Regions from separate parts of the Homo sapiens genome. Here region 2 is linked to region 1. The links are chromatin contacts, found by Hi-C or POLR2A ChIA-PET in ENCODE. All regions are on one chromosome and are shown on one strand. The core of a region is the stretch at or near the end of the contact, and the rest is flanking DNA. Distances in the headings are between cores, read along the strand shown.

Region 1 (4,379 bases), core at 786-3,285:
GGGTCAGAGAAGAGTCCTAAACCCGGCGAACTGTGAACTGGACGTATCTCACCAGGGAGGACACTTTCTTTCTTTTTTCTTTTCTTGAGATGGATTCTCACCCTGTCGCCCAGGCTGGAGTGCAGTGGTGCAATCTCCGCTCACCGCAACCTCCGCCTCCCAGGTTTAAGCAATTCTCCTGTCTCGGCCTCCCGAGTAGCTGGGACTACAGGTGCCTGCCACCACACCTGGCTAATTTTTGTATTTTTAGTAGAGACGGGGTTTCACCATGTTGGTCAGGCTGGTCTCGAACTCCTGACCTCAGGTGATCCACCCGCCTCAGCCTCCCAAAGTGCTGAGATTACAGGCATGAGCCACCACGCCCAGCCGGCACTTTCTTTTAGAGATTATTTTATAATGAAAAGGCCATTCAGGAAGCAAATTAAAACCATTTCTCTTAGCATGAAAATTTTTTGGAATTTCCTGATATGGAATTTCCAGAATTTCTAGTCCTGAATCATGTGCAAAAGCCTGTCTTCCAAATAGATTTCCCTCTACAGCAAAGGAGCATGATTCTAAGCATGAATAGAAATGAGGAACCATTCTCCTGTCCACATGAGTTTTCGTATGACAGATTCATCCCATTTTGAAAATGGCAAAAAATCCTGCACTAGTATTTAAAAATTTGTTGTTGATATGACCAAAGGCTCAAACTATCTAAGTATTAAAAGTATCTTTATTCACTAACAAATGTCCTGTTCAAGCAGAAAAAAATATTTCCTCTAGCTGTATATGGCGAACTATTTTACACAGTGTCTCCCAAATGGGCTGGCTGTGAACAACAGTTGTCACATTTTGTGAAAACACCACCTTAAGTTATTGTGATGTTTAGTAAGAGGGTCTAATTATTATTATTATTATTATTATTATTATTATTATTTTAAGACAGAGTCTCACTCTGTCTCCCAGGTTGGAGTGCAATGGTGCGATCTCAGCTCATCGCAACCTCCACCTCCCAGGTTCAAGCGATTCTCCTTCCTCAGCCTCCCTTGTAGCCGGGATTACAGGTGCCCACCACAATGCCCAGCTAATTTTTGTATTTTTAGTAGAGTCGGGGTTTCACCATGTTGGCCAGGCTGGTCTCAAACTCCTGACCTCAAGTGACCTACCTGTCTCGGCCTCCCAAAATGCTGGGATTACAGGCGTGAGCCACTGTGCCCGGCCGGGTGTAATTACTTTTTGAAGCTTTCTTTTGTTTTTCAGAGCACATGAATAATTCTAAACTTGTTCATAACCTGTAAAATGATTTTGCCTTCATAGGCAAGGAAAATTATTAGATGTCTTATAGTCATCTCCAACCTTATCCTACAGTCATCTGTGTTTTTATTTACCACAGATACACCAACATTCATCGCCATAAATAATACTTTTCTGTTGCAAATTTGATGCCACAGGCAAAAGAAAAAAAATAAACGTCTTTAAAATATTTATTCTCACAATAGGATGGTCTCTTATCCTTCTTTATGCCTTATTACAGCCAAGTCATTTATTTTTATTTTTTAATTTTTTTTTATAGTCAAGTCATTTTAAAACAAGAGTCTCGTGCTCTGGAATGCCATACTTTCCTTTGTGTTCCTCAAACAATTTCCTAAGTTCCTCCATATAGGTCTGATGTAACTCCTCAATCTGCTCCTGGGTCGGGTTCAGAGTCTGACGAACAGGGATCGGGCGGCCAACTGCAAATCAGGGAATACATCATACGTGAGGAACTAAAACCACTCCACCACAGACCGCCGCCCCTAATGCACAGCTGTGAACACAACTGCCAATCAGAATCCCTCCAGCCTGCTCACTCCAATCCTTGTTTCCTTTCACTGGCTGCCTGCAGTGGTCACACCACTCCATCTGATAACAAATAAAGAACTTTCCTCCTCAGCAGACACTGGATTGTCGGGACCCTGGTGGTTTTGACTTTGAGTCAAATGAGCTACTGTGCTGACTGCAGCTGGGAGGTGAGTGGACATAGCTGTGTGTCCACGTCACCAGCTTCCTCCCTCTGGAACAGTTGACAGCCAGACCATAGTGCCCTGATTATTACTGACTGTGAATCCTCACGTCACGTGGCAGTCCTCTAGTCTGACTCTTCTTTTTGAGACAGAGTCTTACTCTGTCACCCAGGCTGGAGTGCAGTGGCACAGTCTCAGCTCACTGCGAACTCCGCCTCCCGAGTTCAAGCGATTCTCTTGCCTTAACCTCCCACTGAGTAGCTGGGATTACAGGCTCCCACCACCATGCCCGGCTAATTTTTTTTTTGTATTTTCAGTAGAGACGGGGTTTTGCCATGTTGGCCAGGCTGGTCTTGAACTCCTGACCTCAAGCTGGAATTACAAGGGTGAGCGACTGGCCAGGCCCAGTCTGCCTCTTTTGAGTGTCTTTCTAAACAATTAAAAAATACATATCTTCACAGCTAAGTATCTGTATTAGAGAAATACACATAAATGACGTGGATTCCATTGTTTGTAATAGCGGGTAACTGAAAAACAGCTAACGTCTCAATAGAAAAACTGTTAAATAAACCATGTAATAGTCATTCAATAGAATCCTAGGCAGAAATTTTTAAACAATGAAATAATATAAATATGTGTACACATACACAAATACACACAGATGTCTAAAATGTATTAAGTGGAAAAATAATTTGTAAAATAATACAGTATGATCCATTTTTGGAAAAAATGTTTATATTCCTAGAAGTATTATACGTTTTTAGTGCATGGAAAAAAGTCCGGAAAGAGAGAGAAACATAAAAGTTCCTTTTTGGTAAGGACGTAGGGATGGGGAAATTTCACTCTAACTGTGTTATATAAATTTTCTACAAATGAGAATGCATTTGTGTTTTTCCAAATACACTAATTAAAAACAAATCTGGCAACCTCTATACATATTTTAAAAGGTGTTTATATAACATCTCACTTGTCTCTGATTTTTAGAAAATACAAAAATTCCCATGGCTTTGGCTCTTGCACTCGCTGCGCCACCTGCTGGTCGGATGCTGCTACTGATGCCAAGGGTTGAAAATGTACAGGATGGCCGGGCGCAGTGTCTCACGCCTGTAATCCCAACACTTTGGGAGGCTGAGGCGGGTGGATCACCTGAGGTCAGGAGTTCGATACTAGCCTGACCAGCATGGCGAAACACCGTCTCTACTAAAAATACAAAAATTAGCCGGACGTGGTGGCGGGCACCTGTAATCCCAGCTACCCGGGAGGCTGAGGCAGGACAACCTCTAGAACCCAGGAGGCAGAGGTTGCAGTAAGACCGGATTGCGCCACTGCACTTTAGCCTGGGGGACAGAGCAAGACTCCGTCTCAAAACAAACAAGCAAACAAACAACAACAAAAAAAAGAAAATGTACAGGAAGTTCAATGAGGCAGCAAACTGCTGCCTCTGACCTCATTAGCTTGGGCATGAGGTCAGGTGGGCTCTAGGTAATGAATGGGACCCACAGTAGAGCGACCTTTGTCCTATCCTGAGTCATCCCATGTCACATACGAGGTTCTGATTCATGTCAGTAAGAGTAGGTGGTTAGCTAAGCAAAATATGAACAAATGTTAAGTCACAGAGAAGGAAGTGATAAATGACATCAGTATGGGAGCTGAGGGGGCACAGAGGACACACACACATACACACATCCTTACTGCAACATTAATATTCTCAAATTGCTAAGAATTTAACCACACATAGCCTTGAAAAGCTCATGTGGTTTTCTTTGATAGCTTGGATGTCACATTTATACATAGTAGACATAAGTCCTGTTTAACTCAACACAAAGAACTGGAAACAACCATCTCACTGTCAATTGTGGCTGGAAATATGGACTAGCAGAGGCCAATGTAGTGATGAGGTGGAACTGGGAGCGGGAGTTGCACAAAAAGCACAAGGCTGGGCTGGGTCTAGTCCCAGCTCACCAGTAAGTGCCCTGAGCAGGTGACTTTCTCTCTGGCCTTAATTTCCTTTCCCTTTCCCTTTCCCCTTCCTTGCCTCCCTTCCCTCCCTTCCCTCCCTTCCCTCCCTCTTTCTCTTTTCTTTTCTTTCTTTCTCTTTCTTTCTCTTTCTTTCTTTTTCTTTCTTTCTTTTTCTTTCTTTCTCCTTCCTTCCTTCCTCCCTCCTTTCCTTCCTTCCTTCCTTCCCTCCTTCTTTCTCTCTCTCTTTCTTTCTCTTTCTTTCCCCTCCCTTCCTTCCTTCCTTCCTTGTTTTTCTTTCTGTCTCTCTTTCTTTCTGAAATGGAGTCTTGCTCTGTCAACCATGCTAGACTGTAATGGTGTGATCTCGTCTCACTGCAGCCTCCGCCTCCTGGATTCAAGCAATTCTTGTGCCTCAGCCTCCCCAGTAGCTGAGAT
Region 2 (4,677 bases), core at 1,721-4,220, 340 kb before region 1:
GTGGCCGGGTGCAGTGGCTCATGCCTGTAATCCCAGCACTTTGGGAGGCCGAGGTGGGAGGATCATTTAAGGCCAGGAGTTTGAGACCAGCCTGGCCAAAATGGCGAAACCCCATCTCTACTAAAAATCAAAAAATTAGCTGGGCGTGGTGGCAGGCGCCTGTAATCCCAGCTACTCAGGAGGCTGAGGCAGGAGAATCGCTGAAACCCAGGAGGTGGAGGTTGCAGTGAGCCAAGATTGCACCACTGCACTCCAGCCTGGGCAACAGAGCGAGATTCTGTCTTAAAAATAAAAAATAATAATAAATAAATAATTTTTTTAAAAGTTTTTTTAAATAGATTTAAATTTGACCTTTTACTTCCTCCTTGTCTTTAAGGGCCTAACGGATCTGCGAAACTGTTGACCACAGGAATACTTGGAGACATTGGAAGCATTCCTGTGTGTTTTCCTTTAGACTTTGCTTTCCCTTAGCTGGGAGTGTTAACATCACACATTCTCCAGAGAACTTTGCAGAGGAGAATGTGGTGTCTGCCTCTTTCCTTCAGTCCTGGGAAAACTACAGCAGGGCTGGGTTGGTAGCTTGCCCTGAATTCCCCAGTTATATGTGTTCTGAATCTCCAACTGCTCCTTTAAATCAGCAGATCCTTGTTCAGACTAACCGGCCAAAGGGGAAGCATTTGGTCCAAGCTTCCTCACACCAGGCTGTGGAATATTTATCACAGAGTCCTAAAATCTAAAGACATCCTCCCAACCCCCTGGGGATGGAGATCGTCGGGAGCCTCATGCAGACAGCGAGCTTCTTGATGACATGCCCGGGACCACACAGCAAATGAGTGTCAGGGCTCGGGATCAGGAAGCACAGAACTTGGAGCCCAGCTTTGTGCAATCTCCGCCTGAGTATGCCCTTCTAGGTCTCAGCTACGTGACGAAATACCACATTATGTCCTCTCCCAGCTCAGAAAACTAGGCTGGGAAACTGAGCAGCAGCAGAGCTAACGGCTTGGCCTTGTTCAACCCCACTTTACCCCTTCTAGAAAGATCAGGAAGAGTCTCCTGAACCACCATCGGGAGTGCAGGTTAGATTCTGGGGAAGCTCTTCTGATCCAAAGAACGTCATGCCATCATGTGATGCTGCATGGTCACAGGTCAGAGTTCAAGGTCATAAGTTAGACAAAAGGTCAAAATAGAAGATCATCTCTTATAACCCCGGCCAATGTTAACAGGTTTAAAAGTTACTTTTTTTTCTTATAGTGTGCAAATGGGCTGGGTTCAGATCTCCAGCTTTCTCCCATCAAAAATCCCCCTCTAATCCAAAAGAAGCTTGTAACCCACTGTGAAGGAATGCCACAGGTACACAGTAGAGATACTTACAGCCAATCAGATCTAGAAGGACAAAGCTCTAGGCAAAATAGCAAATCACAACTAGTCTCTCAGCGTGTCCTAAGCATTCGGCAGCCCTGGGAACAGGCAGACCCTGCAGGAGCTACCCAGGGCATCCAGTGAGAAAATGGCAAACATATCATCCCGCCAAATTCTGATCAGAACCCCAACACCCAGGCCCCAAAGTCAGTGTACGCGCTGCGCATCTCCGCGGCTTTTTCAGTGGTGGGTGCAAACCACAGGCACCTCCCGGACTCCTTGGAGGTGCTGGTTCCGGCTGAGCCTAGTCCCCCACCCCACCCCGAATCAGGGGTTTACCAAGGGTCTCTTCAAAGTGGCAGCCGCACTGTGAAAGTGAAACCAGACACTTGAAAACTGTCTTTCCTCTCTCTAAGGTTGCTGGCTGATGGAGCCACCGGCAGGGGTCCCGGGGGTGCTAGGAATTCTGATGGATGTTCTCCGAGGACCCTTCGCTGCTCTCGTTGAGGGGCGTCTCCGAGGTCTCCTCCAGCTCATCGTCTGCCCCCTCCTCCTGAATGGTGAGGTGCACGTCCGGGGAGGAGGACTCGGAGCTCACGCTGTCCCCTTCCATGGAACAGAGGGTGCAGGACAGCGCGGGCGCCACGCTCTCCTGCAGCATGTTCAGCATCAGGGGCACCTGCACCGACCTCAGGCCCGACACCACAGGCAGCGGCTTCATGGCCTCCCCCCAGAGCCGCTCCTCGTCTTTGTACAGCAGCAGGAGGCTGGACTTCTTCTCCCGCCTCTTGGATTTCATGTAGCCCAGCATGATTCCGATCAAGAAAATGCCGTAGAAGGACATGACAACCAGAATGTAGAAGTACTCGTTGCCATTGCCGCTGCCGCCGCCGGCCGCACGGGACTCCAGGGGGCTGCTGGAGGCGGCGGTGCCGGGGTGCGTGCTGTTCAGAGGCTCCATTTTCAGCATTGAGGCTGCCTCCACAGCAGGGGCTGGGGAAAAAGCCGCAGGTTAGAACTCTCCCCCAGGTCCTGGGCACAGGGAGGTGGGGGAGCACGAGGTTTGTGGAACTGCAATACCAAAAAAGCTTAAAAGTGCATGAAAGAAATAGCATAAGAGGGTTCGCCAAACAGCTGACAAGAGTGAGCTATGAGGGCTTGGAGTGCACGGGAGAGAAGCCCGGGAAGGTTCACTGGGAAAAGTAAGAAGGACTTTTTTTTTTTTTTTTAGTGTACACATTTGTCCTGTTTGTAGTGAGCAGTATTACTTTGATTAAAAAAAAAATCAATGTAAGACAGGAGCATACAGTAAATAGTATCTTTAAAACTGGGAAACGTATTTTAACTGAGCAGAAACAAAGTTTACATTGTGTTTCCAAAACCAAACTATTTTAAATTCAAAACAATGTTTCCTTAGAACAAAGAAAAGCAGGAAGAAAATAAAGGAAAAAAATTCATCTATTAATTGGCAAAAATGTCCCTCTTTCAAATGTTTCTGAAAGCAAAGTGTAGCCTTGCTGACTTACCAAGGCTGACAGTTTGTCCCAAGTTTTGAATTCCCAAATCGTCCAGTCCAAGAGGGTTCTTCTGCTCTGTCCGGCTCTGCGCTCTGACAACTCCGCTGCTGCAGTTGGGATATATAGTCAAGAAGTGCATCGTCACGTGCTCTGGGAGGAAAATTTACAACAGAGATTGATCGTGGCAGAGTGAGCAGTGAACTGAAAGCACTGCAGTTCAACTCCCTGAACTTTGCAGCTGTGAAAAGTGAAAAAGACTGGGAAGTGGGAACTGCTCCTCAAGCCCCAGCACCCGGCCAGGGTTTTCAGGTAGCGGTGACGATGAGTGAAAAGAGGAGAAAGGGATGTGCTGTGCTGGAACCGTTACCCCAAAGTCCGCGCTCACTGAAAATTAGCTCATGCTTCGCGCGGCTCCTGGGGAATAACCATTATTGGGCTACAGGTTTTCAGAGGCAGCTGAATCCCATAATCTGGATGAAAGACAGTTGGAAGCAAGTGCGGGATTTACAGTCAAGGAACTGGGGCTTCGGTTTCAGTTCTTCCACTCCTTATGCAAATAAGATAAATCCTTCCTTAACCTCTCCGCACCTCACATTCCTCGTCTGTAAAATCGTTGTGCCTGGCGGGGGGGGGGGTCTTCTGCAGGTAGGATTATATAAACCACGTGACCTTTTGAGACCCTTTCAGCTTAACCCTTCTAAGATTGAAGGCTGCCTGGTGTTGCTTAGCCCTCTAAAAGCAGAGATTCTAGCTGCCTTCCACATCAAGGTCACAAACCTATGTTTATAATAATTTTTTTTTAAAAGCTCCCACATTCTTTTCAGTGGTCTGCATTAAGTGGAAACATGTTGTCGTAAAAGATACTATGGGCAGGTTTTGTTCCGTCCTGCCATACACAGCTGCTCCTCTGAAGCCTCATGCGGAGGCTATTGACACGTCTCTTTGCTGTCTCTCGTAGGTCAGGGGAGGAGCAGGACTATTTCAGAGTGCAACTAAGCACAGTTCAAGTTTTTTAAACCTCGGTAGACCCTGTGTTTAAATGGCTGCTGTGATCAAAATTGGAAGAGGAATTGCAGGCTTTAATGTCAGTCTCTCTGCTCCCTGGGCTGCTTATTCTGAGGCTTTCATGCTAAGTGGAAGGAAACTGGGAGAGATCCACTCCCTCCAGTTGTCTGTGGCCTGTGGATTGCAGCCAGACTGTCTTGTGGGCCAACTCTAAAGGAAACATCTCTCATGGTTCTGCTGTAGTCAAACTGACGCATGCGACATCCACCTGACCTGCTTGAACATATATAGCTTAGGCACTGGAATTTTCACTGCTGCTACAGGAACCCCCCTGGGTTTGCACCTGATCCTGATTCTAAGAAGACACCTGGAGGAAGAATAGGAAGATGAACTGAATGCTGCCATTTTTCCCACTTGACTACTCACCTGTGTTCATCCATAAATCCCCAGCTGGCACTGGAGGTACCAACCATCGACCACTCCAGCATCACGATCATCCATACAGTGGAACTGTGCTCACACCAGTAAAGATACCCTCACCATTGTGTTAATACGTAAAACCCTCCATAGCTACCTCAGCCATGGTAGACTTGGTCTTTTCAACAGGTGTCCATCATAAACACTAGAACACTTCCATCTATATCTAAGCCTACACTGGAATGTCTGGGACACTAGAACAAGATGGGCCCAAGAAAGAGATGCCTGTTGATTGTTGACCCTGGTATTTTTTATTGTATACCTTAGGACATACGAGATTGGTCATCATCCAGGGATTGTCCAACACCAAAGACTGGAA

The links. A loop is a pair of places that touch in the nucleus more often than their neighbours do. ChIA-PET counts read pairs that join two places held with the same protein, here RNA polymerase II (POLR2A). Pooled maps may share reads with other maps.
Region 2: a map of ascending aorta shows a loop between it and region 1 (4-fold over the local background). The contact joins the promoter of KCNE4 here to the enhancer-like site in region 1. A Hi-C loop is called at or near these places in 2 of 168 maps with a recorded cell type or tissue (aorta and ascending aorta) and 6 of 50 pooled maps. POLR2A ChIA-PET finds 5 or more read pairs at or near these places in 1 of 52 experiments (activated CD4-positive, alpha-beta T cell).

Annotation. Positions count from the first base shown.
Region 1 is chr2:222,707,072-222,711,450 of GRCh38, reverse strand. It overlaps MOGAT1 (monoacylglycerol O-acyltransferase 1), which reads right to left. Exons shown (of 6, transcript NM_058165.3): 6 at 1,521-1,715. The coding sequence ends at 1,561. Among named protein-coding and RNA genes, the nearest start is that of MOGAT1, 38 kb to the right of the region's middle. RefSeq lists enhancers at 1,627-1,921, 1,868-2,057, 1,867-2,161. Within about 2 kb of position 2,035, at least 21 of the 41 ENCODE cell types and tissues checked have a DNase peak (open chromatin) inside an H3K27ac peak, as active enhancers do; they include ascending aorta, where a contact is called at or near this core.
Region 2 is chr2:223,050,483-223,055,159 of GRCh38, reverse strand. KCNE4 (potassium voltage-gated channel subfamily E regulatory subunit 4) reads right to left here and starts at 2,970. Exons shown (of 2, transcript NM_080671.4): 1 at 2,886-2,970; 2 at 1-2,352. The coding sequence starts at 2,329. The coding sequence ends at 1,817. RefSeq lists an enhancer at 2,115-2,662.